Linked DNA regions of Homo sapiens: region 1 is linked to region 2. Evidence: read pairs that join two places in POLR2A ChIA-PET (ENCODE). Cell type or tissue: OCI-LY7. All regions are shown on one strand. Links, peaks and the distances in the headings refer to the core of each region. The heading gives the core; the rest is flanking DNA.

Region 1 (7,885 bases), core at 1,182-6,181, 77 kb before region 2:
GTGCTCAGCCAACTATACTCTTAAATAGTATACCATTTCTTCATGTCCAGCTATAAATGTAGAAATGCTTTAGCTAAAATTTATTTTCAAATGATTTTTATCACTGGAACATTATACAGTTGACTCTTGAACAACACAAGTGGATCCACTTATATGTGGATTTCTTTCAATGAATACAGTCGAATACATATTGGCAGGTTCTGCAACCACAACCAAACGCAGGTGGGAAATACAGTATTTCAGGGATGTGAAACCTGCATCTATGGAGGGCTGAATTTTCCTGTCTGCAGGTTCCACATGGCCAATCACAGGACTTGAACATGCTCAGATTTTGGTATCCATGCTCGGGGGGTGGGTCCTAGAACCAATTCCCCACAGATGCTGAGGGTCACTATACAGTAGTCCTCCCAACTCAAGTGAAAAGGTAACAGCAGCTTTCCTATCCACAGTTTCAGTTACCTATGGTCAACTTCGCTCCAAAAATAGGCAGGTGTACCATAATTACATATTTTGAGAGAGGGAGACACCACATTCATAAAACTTTTATTACAGTACATAAGTTGTCCTATCTTATTGCTGTTAATCTCTTACTGTGCCTAATTTATAAATGTCACTTTATCATAGGTATGTATGTATAGTATATATAGAGTTCAGTACTATCTGTAGCTTCAGGCATCCACCTGGGGCCTTGAAACATATCCCTTGAGAATAAGCGGAGGACCCCTATAAACCACGAGTATAGAAATGCAACCTATTGCTCTGATGTGTGTTATAAACTTCCCAAGGGCATGGCCTACATATTGTGCCCATGTCTGGACTTACTGCAGTACTGGAAGCACAACGGGAACTCGACAGCAATCTGCTGAATGAATGGATGGACAGATGGACACCATGGGATTCTTTCACAATGACATTCAATGTTACTGACAACTGGACATCTGGCTGAGATGCAGAGTCCAGGAATAATATTTCTGGTTTACAAGACCGGTGTATTGGGTTGTACTACAAGGGCAGTTTCATTTAAGTAATTTATTTTCGACTAGGGAAGTGAGTGGTATTAGGGTAAGAATGGTAGTGAAATATATTAAATACATTGACTATATACCAATGATGATGTGACACTGTCTGAGAGAGTACATTTCAAGACCACCACACAACAACCATCCAAAAAGGCCTCTGATATGGAATAATCCTATTCATTATTTCAGAAGTATTTTTCTTCGCCGGATTCTTTTGAGCATCTACCATATCTGTTTTGCAGATAAGAAGATACTATGGTGTTAAAAACAAATTTGGATCTTAGGCTGTAAATGATTTTTAAAAATAGTTCTTTGACTACATTATTTGATAGATGATGTAAGGTTTCTCAGGCTAATTTTGGTACCACATCTCCAGGTCTGGATCATGCAGAGAATCTGAGTAGGGCTTCCTAGAGTATGTTATCTCCTTCAAGCCTTAGAGACTCTAAACAAACAATGGGCTAGTAATACTGTATGAGCTCATATAATCTTGTTGTTCACACTTGCACCTGTTGTAATCAGGATAACAAGGCAGGAAGAAGCAAGTTCCTGAGCTCGTCTTCATAGAAAGACCATTTTGAGTTCTCACATTCTCTGTGTACAATATCACTGGTCTGCTAAAAAAGATACTCCAGAAGTGTTTAACGATTTAACCACAATGTAGAGCAGAGGACATATCCTTCTATTTGCCTCACACATCCATGCTCTCTCTCTCTCTCTCACTCACTCTCTCAATGTGTGGGCATGTTCCATGCATCACTGGAGACTAGTGCTTCTAACTGATAAAAAGTCCCTACTGACAGTTTACCAAAACCCATGAAATAACAGTGCCCAACAGACAGGAATTCTCCATTTGGAATATAAAGTGTTGTTAAGTGGAACAGTTATTGTGGTGGACACACTCTCAGGAGGCCCCCATGACCCATCCTCCTGATGGTCACACCTTTGTGGAATCCCCTGCCTTAAATATAGACAGAAGCTGCTCCTTGCTCCTAACCAACTGAATATGGCAGTGGTTCCGGATGTCACTCCTGTGAATACATTGTGTTATCCATGATGTCTCCATCTCGCTAGCAAGCTCACTCTAGAACACTCCTTGTTAGCTAGAGGAAGAAGGTGACCATGTTGGGAAAGCCCACTGTCAGAGGTCTGGGGGAGGACCCTGGAACCTGGGGGGCCCTCTAGGACCTGTGGGTAGCCTAGAGCCAACCGGTAAGAAGCCTGTCCTCAGTGCTATAACTGTAGGACATGAATTATGCCAATAACCTGGGTGATGCAGCCAAGCTCCCAGATGAGACTGCAGCCCTGCCAGCAACTTGCCTGCAGCCTTGTGTGACCCCCAGGCACAGCAAGCAGCTACACTGTGTTGACTCCTGATCCAAACCAACTGTGAGATAGGCACTGTTTTAAGCCACTACATTTGTAGAAATTTTTATACAGCAATTGAAAACTAATACCAATATCTATTTTTTTAAATGAGACTTAGGTTAAAAATACTATTTTGAGAATAAACGCCTGCAAATATGGAAGGTATATAAAGATATACCTTGTGTCTTTGTGAAAATGTTTGAAGGGCAGTATCTTTGTAAATTTTTTTTTTTTTTGAGACGAAGTCTCACTCTGTTGCCCAAGCTGGAGTGCAGTGGCACGATCTCGGCTCACTGTAACCTCCACCTCCCAGGTTCAAGCGATTCTCCTGCCTCAGCCTCCCAAGTAGCTGGGACTACAGGCACGTGCCACCATGCCCAGCTAATTTTTTTGTATTTTTAGTAGAGACGGGGTTTCACTATGTTGGCCAGGCTGGTCTTGAACTCCTGACCTCGTGATCTACCTGCCTCGGCTTCCCAAAGTGCTGGGATTACAGGTGTGAGCCACCACGCCTGGCCCTTTGTAAATATTTTTTAATTTTTTTTTGTAAATATTTTACTAGCTTATATTTTATAAATAGACTTGAAAAGAGCGATTTGCCCAAGGCTACTGGCAGAGATTAGTAAGTGTTCCTTCCTTCATTTTCCCCTTTTTCCTTTTAGAAACAGAATAATACCCTTTTCTTGCTAAGTGTGAACAGGACTCTCGATTGCTGTGGCAGTGACTGCATTTCCCAGATGCCCCGAGGCGTGTGGCTGTGCGACTATATTCTTGAAAATGGCTGTGAGTAAAGGTGACGTGTGCAGCTGGGTTCTGCAAAAGGAAGCTACTCGCCCTCCTTGTCCTCTTTCTCCTTTCCTGCTAGCTTTGAAATGGTGAAGACTGGAATCACCACCTTGGACTCAAAGGTGAACACCAGATGCCAGATGTTGATGAAGCTACCAGCTCACTGGTTCTATCTGCTAGCTTGATAGGCAAGGGGAGGCCAAGTTTACACCCGGCTTGATTTTACATCACTAACACCAAAACTGATGTCTATGCCACATTCATGTTGTGTATGTATGACACCTGTAACTTTTAACTTTGTTTCTACCATGTCTGCTAAAATACATATCAAAACACACCACAGAGCTATTTTTACAGCTGAAAAGAAAGTTCTTACACAAGCTATGTTAAGTAAATACTATAGTTTAAAATGTTGACCAGGCACGGTGGCTCATGTCTGTAATCCCAGAACTTTGGGAGGCCAATAAAAACAGATTGCTTGAGCCCAGGAATTTGAAACCAGCATGGGTAACATGGTGATAACCCATCTCTACCAAAAAAACAAAACAAAACAAAAACAACCCAAAAATTAGCTAGGCGTGGTAGCCCACCTATAGTCCCAGCTACTCAGGAGGCTGAGGTAAGAAGGATCACCTGAGCCTGGGAGCAGAGGTGGCAGTGAGCTGAGATCACACCACTGTACTCCAGCCTGGGTGACAGAGTGAGACTCTGTCTCAAAAACAAAACAAAACAAAAACCCACACAAAGTAGTATGGCAGATGTAATGTTAAGGACAAACAAAATATTAACTAGGAGCACATCTCTTCAGTATGCTAACCTCGACTGTTAATGTAATTTATATGTAATATTAAAAAACCCCTGGAAATACAGGATTGTGTCTATCAAAAGCAAATCTACTAGCAGAGCAGGGATGTAACTGACTCAAATGGAAATACATTTATTAGATGAGACATAGAAAGGTAACATGGATCTAATTAAGACAAATGAAAAACAACCACCACAGAACCAGAACCAACAAATACTTGCTCTTTTTCTTCCCAGTCAAAACTCTTTAACATTGCTTTTTCTCTCTCCTCCAACATCTGCTGAGAAAATGGTAAATTGCCCCGTCATTCTAAAGGAACCCATGCTAACATTGGGAAAGTGTCAGAGAAGTTAACACAGAAAATAAGGACGTCCATGGTCAGGAGAGTCAGCCCAGGACAGCAACGGGGCCTCTGTAGGAACAGGTACTGTGTCTGAACCCTGATCAGGCAGCTCTGGGAGTCAATGAAACCCCTGAGGCACACGACAAGAAGGGTTCTGTTTTTGTTTTCATGATAATCATAAGTCCTTCAGTAAAGGAGGTGTGTCTGCATAGGATCAGGGAAAATCCATGAAAGGAAAAATGGAAAAGGACATGAGTGCCCTTTGTAGACCATGAGATTTTCTCTCCAGGCATAGAGTACAACAAAAAGTGATGCAGAAAGGACAGTAACTTCTCAATGGGAAGGAGTCCAAGGGCAGGTGTATCACCAACAGATTGCACACAAGTGTGCAAGGAAGCAGGTGTGTGGGGGGAGGGCTATAACTGGGCTTTGTGGGCAGAGGCTCCATTCCTGTAGGGGCTCATAGCTTTAGAACCCAGGTCTCCGCCTGCCGTGGGGAATCAGGCAGCCAGCACCTCTACCCTGTTAGATAAACTTGCAATACAAAAAGGAGAGGGACAAATGGGACAATTTGATGTCACATACGGCTGCTATGGTCCCTTCCAAAACTCATGTTGAAACTTAATCCCCAAAGCAGCAGTATTGAGAGGTGGGGCCTTTAAGAGGTGACCGGATCATGAGGGCCCTGACTTCATAAACAGACTATCATGGGAGTGGGACTGGTGGCTTTATAAGAAGAGGAAGAGAGACCTGAGCTAGCCCATGAGCACACTCAGCACCCTTGCCATGTGAGGCCCTTTCCCATCTTGGGACTCTGCGGCGTCCCCACCAGCAGGAGGGCTCTCACCAGATGCAGATCCTCAACCTTGGATTTACATGCCTCCATTACTGTAAAAAATAAACTCCTCTTTGTAAATTACCCGGTTTCAGGTATTCTGTTATAAGCAACAGAAAATGGGCTAGGAAAGGGCCTACTGACTTCTTTCATTAAACAGGCAAGCAGAACCCTGGAATGGCTTCCTCAGACCATGTCCTGCTCAGACTTCACTTCCTGTCACTCTCCCGTTGTTCACTGTGCTCCAGACATGCCACTGACTTGCTGGTCCAGTAGCCTCCAGGTAAGCTCCTGATCCTAGCTCTCTCCTCTCTGCCTCAGATACTCTTCCCCCAGGTCGATCCATATGGCTCATTCTCACTTTCCTCAATGTCTTTTTAAATTACGCTTCTTCAACAAGACCTTCTCTGATGAGTAAAAAAAGGGGAGGGGGTCAGGATGCTGTCTCAGTGCCAATTCCAGGCACAATTGGAACAACCGGTTTCACTGCTGTCCCCCTGCCCCCAGGCAGCTGGGACCTCAGCATCGAAGTCTGTGCAGATGAACTCCCACTCCATACCCTCTTGCTCAATCAGGGCCTAACTCCCCTGCCTGCCAGCTTGGCCTCCCCCAGGTGCTCTCTGGTGTGGCTGATGTCCTGCAATTGGGCTGGAGTCCTCACCTTCAGAGCCACTCACCCACCACCAGAGACCGCCACTGCCCCCTCCCCATTAATCTAATCAGCCAGCACCTGGGATTATTTCAGTGGGAAGATTTATTGAAGAGGGGGTAGAACACACGAGTTTATTATTTTCTAATGAGTTTGTATTGTCCCTTTACAGTCTTCATAGAGAAAACTGGAGAGGCTGTCCTAACTTCACCTCAGCATTGGCCGTGGCAGCGAGGGCCTGCCCTGTGTCTTGTGCGTGCTCACCACCCTTTCCTCTGTACCTCTGCATGGCGCATAAACACTAGGCACAGAGACTTGAAAATCATCCATCTTTCCAAACCTCACTGAATTCACAACTGGCCAGCACTAGAGAGGACCCTGACCTCATGGCTGCACAGTCACTGGGGGGTGCAGACAGTAAATCCGGGATCACTGGACAGTCACACTGCAACAAGTGCTATGGGAATGCAGGCTCTGCACTTACCGGCTGCACAGCCAACACCAGATCCCACAACCACCCTGACCGTGGCCACACCCACCTCCTAGGGCTATGGCATGGGCTAAAGGAGAGAAGGGAAGGGAAAAGTGTGCACTGTGCTGGTCCTCGGGATGGTCCAGTTTGTCAGCTGCTAACAGAATCCTTTCTAAGCAGGGTGGACATCAGACACCTCTTTGTATCAGTGACTAGTGGGGTGTCTTCAATAAATATTTACACAAACAATGATAAAAGGAGCAAGAATATTAGACATAAATGACTATAATTTGGAAACAGTTTACATCTGTAAGTTCAAATTCTTTTTCTATAATTAACCAGTTTCAAAAATCAGTAAAATTATAAAGTTATCAACAAATAGGTAACATGTAACTAATTTGCTGACTACACACACACACACACACACACACACACACACACACACATCTGCATTTCTGAAGTGACAAAACAAAATTAAAATAATACTGCTATTAGCTTCTCATAAGCTTAGGCCAAGGTGTATGTGAAATACTGAAGAATGCATGACTCCTACACAGACTCTTCCCTAACAGTCATGTTTCATCTGAAACCCGTGAAATGTGGTGTTTGCACAGCCACATCCTCATTTCAGTGTCTCTTACCTATTAACCCTTACCTAATAACTCTAAATGATTCACTCAACTTCCTTGGTTTGAATAATTGCTGCTCCCCAAACTTATTTTCTCATTTTAATGGTGAAAGATCCCCCTAAGATCCTATTAAAAAGTACATCCTATTAACTTTCCTTTACATTGCCTAAGAGGTAAAAAGCCAGACGTGTGCAATTAGGAGGTGTGTCTTACGAAGGATTATGCTCCTGCTAAGATGAAACTAAATTAATAAAGACAATAAAAACAACTTCACCTCCAGGAATCCGTAACAACTGCCCCCCCACTTCCCATGTAAAGGCATTCCAGAGCTTATTAACTGCACATTCTAAAGGATAGCCCAGGGCTTGTGACAGTATGTCATTTGCAGGTCATGTTACCACCTGTATTTTGTTCAGAATAACTGACAGAAATAAAGAATGTGACTGAGCCACCGAAATGACTAAGGCTGCCTGCATTCTATCAACATGTGATCAATCCTCCCTGATTGTCTCATCTGAAGAATTTCCAAAATTCCTGATGCAAGAGTTTTTAGCAATTTTTTTTTAACAACAACAACAAAAAAAACGGCTACAGTTGTGGCTGAAATATATGGAAAACTTGGGTAATGCCAAACAGTACATATTATGGAAATTTAAAAAACATATTAGATAAAAATATTCAATACCATTAGTTAAAAGTAGTATTCACTATAAATAATGCTGCTGCGCTGAAGTATTCTTACAATTATTAGTATAAAAAGAGAATCAACTAGCATTACTTTAAAATGCTATAATATTATAGGTATTTTATATATAGAAGCTCTGTAAGAGCTTTCTTCTCACATCTCCTAAGTTTGAAGGTTTGAGGTGTAATGTTAAAAGGATCTGTGGTGAATGACAACTTGTTGAAGGCTGAGGTGAGCTGATGGCCTCATATTTCCTTCTAGATCTATAGGTTACAACGTTAAACCTAATCCCTC
Region 2 (7,885 bases), core at 970-5,969:
TCCAATATAAACCAAAGCAAATCCAAAATACGTGATTTGAATGTTTACATTTGAATCATTAAGTCAAGCCAAAATATATAGCCATAGCCAAAAATAATGGCTCTAGAATATTGTAGGTTCTCATTATATGTCTACTTTTTAGGATTACCAAAATACACATTTTTTTTTCAATTGGCTTTATTTGTGATTCTAGAACTGCACAACACTTCGTTCCATAAAATGAGTCCCCACAACAAATTTATATATAAAAATATAAAAACATAGTTACTAATAAATGAATGAGTTTAGTAAGTGAACATAAATTGCACAACAAATGAGACTTTGGCTATGGACATCCACAAATTTACACCTTAATTTCTGACTGATTTTTCTTTAAACAGAATCCTAGTGTTGAAAGAGACGTTCATGATCCAGTGCCCTCGCTCCCTGGTTCGTTCACTCAAGCATGCTGTCAGCAAACCTGCGGGGTGCTGGAAGAGAAGAATGAAGAGCCTTTGTGTCTAAGCAGCTGGCACTGAAAGAGGCAGAGAAGTGAACCAACTACACTGTGTCCTGGGCCTGGTGCAGTGGGCACACGGCTGGCGCTCAACAGACAGTGCTGAAGCATGAACGAATGAGCACTGCAAAATGGGAGGGCAAAGGAGAGCATGATGACTTTACTTGTGGAGTGCAGAGTAGCACCAGGGAAAGCTTCTCGGATAGGAATCAAGAAAGAATCGGCCGGGTGCTGTGGCTCACGCCTATAATCCCAGCACTTTGGGAGGCTGAGGTGGGTGGATCATGAGGTCAGGAGTTCAAGACCAGTTTGGCCAACATGGTGAAACCCCGTCTCTACTAAAAGTACAAAAATTAGCCGGGTGTGGTGGCGGGTGCCTGTAATCCCAGCTACTCGGGAGGCTGAGGCAGAGAATTGCTTGAACCCAGGAGGCGGAGGTTGAGTGAGCCACGATTGTGCCACTGCACTCCAGCCTGGGCGACAGAGCAAGACTCTCCATCTCAAAAAAAAAAAAAAAAAAAAAAGGAATCAGACTTTGCAAGGCAGGGCTGGGATGAGGAATGGAAAATGGGAATCATAATAGGAATTCTAGGCAGAAGCGACAGTATAACTAAAGTATGATGGCATAAAATAGCCTGGTAACTTCTAGAAAGGATGTGGTTAAAGATGAAGCAGTTACCAATGCAGGGATAAATGTAGAAAGAATGGGAGCGGAGTCTGGAAAAGGCAGGCAGGGGCCAGAAAACAGAGGGCCTGGTCCACTAAGCTGAGGAACTGGGACCATGCACCATAGGCCATGGCCTCTAAGCTTCCTCACCAATGCACACTAAAATAACTTTTGAGTATTCAACCTTCTATTAGTACACTCATAAAGTATATGCATGTGGTATTGTTTTATCACATTGCAAAAAGAAAAGCAGACATTTTTATAAGTTGAGATAAAGAAAAATAAATATACATAGAATTTCTAATATTTTATGACTACACTCTCAATGAATTGCTTACAGATGCCATTTGGGAGACAGCTTCTGTAGGCCATAGGGGAGCATCTGATGTTTTCTGGAATGCTGCACAGTGGACAGCATGGAGGGTGGAATGCAGGAGGCAGGGAGGGCTGACAGGAGGACAGACTTCCAGGCTTCAGAGGGTGAACTCTGACAGAGGGCAGTGGGGTCAGGGATGAATGTGTTTTTCCTTTGAGATGCAAACGTCTCAGGACTGTGTGAGTGATTGGATTTGGAGGGTGATGAGAAAGACAGAACAATCTAGAATAACACTCAGGTTTCTGGCTTGGACAAATAAGTGGATGGTAGAGTCACTGAATCAGCCGGCACAATGAACACAAAAAAGGAAGAGGGGAATCTGGGTGTGTTTGTGGGAGAAGAGAGGAGGGTGAGGTGCAATGATGGGAGGAGGATGGAGGGCTCACAGAAAATAAACTCCATTTTGGAGGAACCGACTGTGAAGTGCCCATGAGATACCAGACACTCAGGACCCAAAGCTAAGGAGAACAAGGAGACTTCACTGTACAGATATTAGAGCCATAGAGGGAGACAGGGCCATTAGGGAAGGGCGATGCGGGCAGAGAAGGTAAAGGGCAGACCCCTGAACTACCAGAGGGAGGGGTGGGAAGGAAGACACAGAACAGTTCAGAGGTACTGAAGAACTGAGAGAAAGGAGTGCATGGAAAGAGGGGAGAAAATAAACTATAAAAGGAAGTGGTCCAGGCTTGAGGTTTCCACTCCTGCACATGAGGAGGTTGAAAGTCACCACTCCATCCTAACAAGCAGGAAGCTGAACAAGCTGAAAATCAAGAATCTTCTTAGATTCAGCAGAGAATCAAGGCCACAGAGCAAACTGCTGCCCCCAAAACTGGAAAGAAAGGCAGGCAGCCATAGAGAATCACAGCTTACCAGAGCAGAAACCTCCCATAGAACCTACTACCAAGGCAAGAAAGTTTAAACTATAATTGGTTATAAAAAGCAATTCATTTTTTTGTTTCCAGACAATAAAAACACAAAAATAAAGGAGAATAAAAAGAAACTTTACATATTAAAATTCTACCCTTCTTAAGATTATAATGAACATTTATTTTTATGGAAAAGAAACACAGTAAAGCTAGTAACACAGCTTATTTTACTAAACTATAACCTAAAAATATTTACTGTCTTATCCAATGACCATGACAATCATTATGTGTTGGGCAAAATTCAAGGAAACAATTTATCTTGGAAAAAAAATTTAAGTATAGAATATAAGTTCATATAATATTACAATATTACCCTAAAATGATTGGGAACAAATGAATTTCTAAACTGCCTGTTTTAAAATAAAAACACCTCAAAAATATTAACAATGGGCAAAAAGTATACTGTCTTGTCCCCTGGCTCACTATGCCCACCCCCAGAGGTAAATATCTTGTGTATCCTTCCAGGCATTTCCTATGCACACTCTTAGAAGCTTATGCATGTAAACTTTATGTATATATAAACCTACTTTGGCACAAATAGAATCATACCATTCACACTATCTCGCAATTTTATTTAACATAAAAATATATCAATGATATGTATTTTTACACATATATTTTTCATAAAAATATAACTTGGAATACTTTCCAGTTTAGTATATAAAGCTCTAGCCTGTTTTCTTTCATGGGTGTAGTCATCCACAGCAAACACATGACAAAGCTCATTTCATGCATCTCCTGTTGTGTTGTACATGAGCAGAGGAGGCAAGGTCAATGAGAGCCTGAAGCATCAATGGGGGAAGCATCCGACCACTGACATCGTTTGGAATTTCCCACATATGGGGATATTAAAGGAACCCAGACTTTTCATCAGTTTTATTATTGATTTTAACTTTTTTACAGAAAATGCATCCCGTTAGGCCACACCCAGAGCTCACTTCCCTGCCTTGGTCTGCCTCTGTTCCTTTTAACTGACGGTAAGCTGCTGTTAGTTTATCTGTTAAAGTGATGCCATAGTGAAATGTCCTTGTCACACCCACACAAGCCTATCCATAAGATAAACTGAAGAAATGGCATTGCTGCAAAGAGTACAAGATCTTAAGTTTTTTGATATGTATTTCCAAATTATCCTCTAAAAAAAGCTGTTTCTAACTTACATTCCTACCTGCAGTGTATGAAAATACCTAGTGCTCTCACTCTCGCCAATGTAATTCTGTTACGTTTCTTTTAATGCTTCCTTTATTTTCCTTCTTTAGCTATGTGTGCTGCATTTCCTTTTTCTTTCTAATAATTTGATATATTAGTGATATTTATAGTCTATATTTTAGCTTCTCTGGTGGTTTCTCTATTGTTTTTAATTTTTTTTTTTTTTGAGACGGAGTCATGCTCTATCACCCAGGCGTGCAGTGGCATGATCTCAGCTCACTGCAACCTCCACCTGCTGGGTTCAAGCGATTCTCCTGCCTCCTAATTTTGATACTTTTGGTAGATACGGGCCTCTATTGGTTTTAAAATAAACATTTATTTATTGGTTTAGCAATTTTAGATAATATTTACTGATTCCCCTCCTCCTGCCTTGACCTCCTGATCTGTCTTGTTGTTACATATAGATATAGATATATTGATGCTCTTTTTCTTAATTTTGCTAGGCACCAGAGAGGAGAAGAATAGAGATATGCCCTTTATTTTGCCAACATTTACTGGATCTCCCCAGAATGCATACAATGGGGGAATAGCTGCTATTAGTAGTAAGGAAGAAGAGGAGAGACATGACAAAATCCTGTGCTTTAGAAAGATTATTCTGGCAGTGACATGTAGGTCAGTTTAAAATGCAAAGATTCATGATTATTATAGCAAGAGGAAGTTCAATATAGTTTGTGTATCCCTTATCCAAAATGCTTGGGATATGTTTTGGATTTTGGATTTTTTTTTCTATTTTGGAAAATTTGCATATACATAATGAGATATCTTGGGGATGTGACCTATGTCTAAACACGAAATTTATTTGTTTCATATACACCTTATATACATAGCTTGAAGGTAATTTTACAGAATAGTTTAAATAATTTTGTGCATGAAACAAAATTTTAACTGTATTTTCACGACAATCTGTCACATGAGATCCACTTGTGGTGTCATGTTGGCACTCAAAAAGTTTTGGATTTTGAAGCATTTCAGATTAGAAATGCTTGACCTGTATTGCAAATATGTTGCCCATTTTTCCCTAAATTTAATCTACAAACAGAAAACTATCACTACCAAATGATGATGATGATGATGATGATGATGGTAACTAACATTTGGTGAGTACTCACTATGACAGTGGGCTAAGCCCTTTATACATATCTCATTTAACAGCAAAAACGATCCTTTAAGGTAATACTATCACCCTATGTTACAATGGAGAAAACAGGTTTACAAGACAGTAAGTAACCTTCCCAAGGCTACGACAACAACTAAGTAGAAGGCCTGAGACCATCCTTTATAACTGCATGATAACAGCATGGAAGTTGAAAAAAAATCAACAGGAGGGCACATCTTTGTTTAGGCTGAGGTACTGAAGTTTTTCACAAATATCTGTTACAAGTTAAAGCAAGTACTAAAGGAAGCACAGTAATTGTATCATTCATTCTTACACACATTTCCCAAAATGCTTTCAAGAGTGAGGAGCTACTGGTCACAATGAGAACACTACATCCCTGCATTGACTCCTACGGCAGCCTAACAGTGAACAAAGATTGAGAACGATCAATTTAGAGAAGTAAAAAGAGAAATGAGTGTGGTGATAAAAAAGGAGAGAACAGGAAGTCTGAGGGTATGTGTTGAAGAAAGAATTTTAAGAAACTGGACATGGTAAGCGCCGTCAAAAACTGCAGACATTAGGATCTCAAATCCAAGCTAAAAAAAAAAAAAAAACCCAAACAGAAAACTACAGACATCACGGATGTTGAGCAGTAAAACAAATTACTGAATTTCATGCTGGCAGGTGGCTGATAACCTGGAAACACTAGCTGGGTAGACTGACAGGCCTATAAACCAGACTGTAGCTATTAGAAAGAGGAGGCATCAGGAGAGAGTAGGACTGGGGGAAGTTCGGCAGGAAAAAAATGAGATAGTACCACAGTCTCTCCAACTGTCACAGAAGGGTAATTATTTGTGTTGTAAGATAAGAGATATCTTAGCAGGTCTGCAGGCAAAGGGTTTGAAGCTAATACAAAGGAAGAGATGGTGATTGTGATAAAGTTAGAATAACTGGTGAAGCAAGATCTATAGTGGTTTGAGATAATATTATCTTATATTGTCTTGGTGCTTCACAATTTACAAAGCACTTTCACATCAAGAATCAAGAATCTCCTTATTCCTTACATGATTCTGTGAGACAGGTGGAGCAAGAATTATTACCAGAATTATTGTTCGTTTTACTTGAGGAATCTCAGGCTCAAAGAGGCTTGTGACAGTCTAAGGCAATCTGGAATACAAGAAAGAGCCCTGGGTTTGAAAATACTATTTCTCATTGGTTCCATGCTTTGAGCAAGTTACTTAGGTTTCTGAAGCTTCAGTTTCCTCACCAGTAAAGTAGAAATACTTTCCAGGCTCCATTAACAATTACAGAAACACATGCAATGAACCTGGCATGGTTCCTGGAGAAAAGCAGGCACACTGTAAATTATAGCCACTATTATTGCTGTTAGACAGAGACACGGACAGGGACAAGACTAAACCCAGCGGTTTCTACTTCTATTCCAGTTCCCTTCTTCTACTCCTATTCCAGTTCCCTTCTATTCCCCAAAGCTGACCTTACCTCTAAAAAGAAATGCAACACTGTGTCAAGAAGCTGTGTAGATGCAGTAAACTTTCATTAATCACCTGCCATGTGCCTGCATGACAACTCCTCAGTGTGGAAAGATGAACACATTGTAACAATAATGACGACCAATCCAAATGATCAGGGGCAGAGGAGCACTGCAAACAAGGCATTGGCTCAAAGATGAGGCTGTGGTCAGTTACACCTGGCAGAGGGGAGAAGCTGGGAATGGGAGGAACAGAGAGAACTACAAAGAAGAGGCAGCATCTGGAGCACACCTGGAAAGATGAGGCTCCTAGAAGAGGGGGAGGGCACTCAAAGGGGAAGAAAGAGGGCAGCAAAGGCCCAAGGGGATTCAAGCAAATGGGGCAGACAAGCTCAAGCAAGCACTAGTGCCTTAGTCCTCACTCAGCTGCCTCAGCCATCCAGAGCGAGACTACATGCCTCTCCACACCCTCAGTGACTCTCACCAAATGCAGGCTACTTCCTTCCTGAAGAAAAGCCAGAAGGAGAGAGGTCCAGAGAGGGTGGAAGAGATTCAAAAAGCTACAGGGTGTTTCCCGCAGCTCCAACCCACATCTGAGGGGCCCCAAGGAGCAGTCCCACATGACCAGCCAGTCAGGAGGGCGTGACTGCTGTGCTCTCAGCTCACGTCTTCAACACGGAGTGAAAAAACATGCACAGAGGGTGTTTGGGTGGTCACAGGCCCCAGTACAGCCCTCCACGCCAGGCTCATCATGTGGCTCCGCCTGCCTCCACAGAGCACTCCGAGGCTGAGGCCGACCTGTGAACAACCAACTGCACCATCTCCATCCACAGCTTCCTTATCTGCATAGATGCTACACATAAGAACATTTTCCTCTCTCATCTAGAGACCCAAGACAGTGGGAAAGCACCATGGGCAGCATATAGGACCTCACAGCACAGCAGAGCCACAACCAGCAGAGACAGAGCTTAGATGCATTTTGAGGATTTGGCTTCAGTGCCATCCCTGTCACCACCTCAGACTCTTCTACAGTTTTACAAGAATTTTATGACTATTTTTTGTAAAGAATTCCATGGATCTGGACCCAGAAGTAAGGGATCTCTAGAACCCTTTGATTCCTCTGAAGAAAGAAAGTGGAAGAAAATTGTGTTATCCACTACAGGTGACTGAATAAGTCCAATAAACACTCTGCTATTCTGGTTTATAATACGTTACATATGAGTTTACAGATTTTCAGCAAAGAACCAGAACATACCACTATCAACATGATACAATGGTATAATTAGGTCTTTTAAATTAAGAACAATAGAATTTAGTAATGTATCAAAATCTTCATCTAATCTTCATCCAACACTAATTATGATTGAAATGAGCACAGAAATATCAGTCAAGAAGAGACTTTCAACTGAAGAATTCATCATTGTAAACTGAATTTTAAAAAAGTCAATGGATCACTGTATTTATGAAGCACACTCTATGAGTCAGACTTATATTTCAACCTCTGACGCACCTGGAATTAAGGTAAAGAAAGAACTTGGATATTACGTCCAAACACCATGGCCTCAAACTTAGTGAAAATATAAAACACAATCAAGTACAGTCAGAGAATCCAGGTTGAAACACAGGTAA

The links. ChIA-PET counts read pairs that join two places held together with the same protein. Peaks named below come from ENCODE experiments on the same cell type or tissue, not always from the same donor. Only the 100,000 strongest peaks of a DNase experiment are listed, where the experiment ranks them.
Region 1: POLR2A ChIA-PET joins it to region 2 with 6 read pairs; 2 of 35 experiments call an interaction of 5 or more read pairs at or near these places.

The regions. Positions count from the first base shown.
Region 1 is chr13:23,764,847-23,772,731 of GRCh38, forward strand. All of the region lies in intron 16 of MIPEP (mitochondrial intermediate peptidase), which reads right to left. It also overlaps the pseudogene MTCO3P2. Among named protein-coding and RNA genes, the nearest start is that of PCOTH, 120 kb to the right of the region's middle. In OCI-LY7, for the core only: a CTCF peak has its summit at 5,861; no DNase peak of the experiment used is centred there.
Region 2 is chr13:23,842,100-23,849,984 of GRCh38, forward strand. The region is part of intron 10 of MIPEP (mitochondrial intermediate peptidase); the gene reads right to left. Among named protein-coding and RNA genes, the nearest start is that of PCOTH, 43 kb to the right of the region's middle. In OCI-LY7, for the core only: no CTCF peak of the experiment used is centred there; a DNase peak (open chromatin) is centred at 3,862; H3K4me3 peaks cover 288 bases.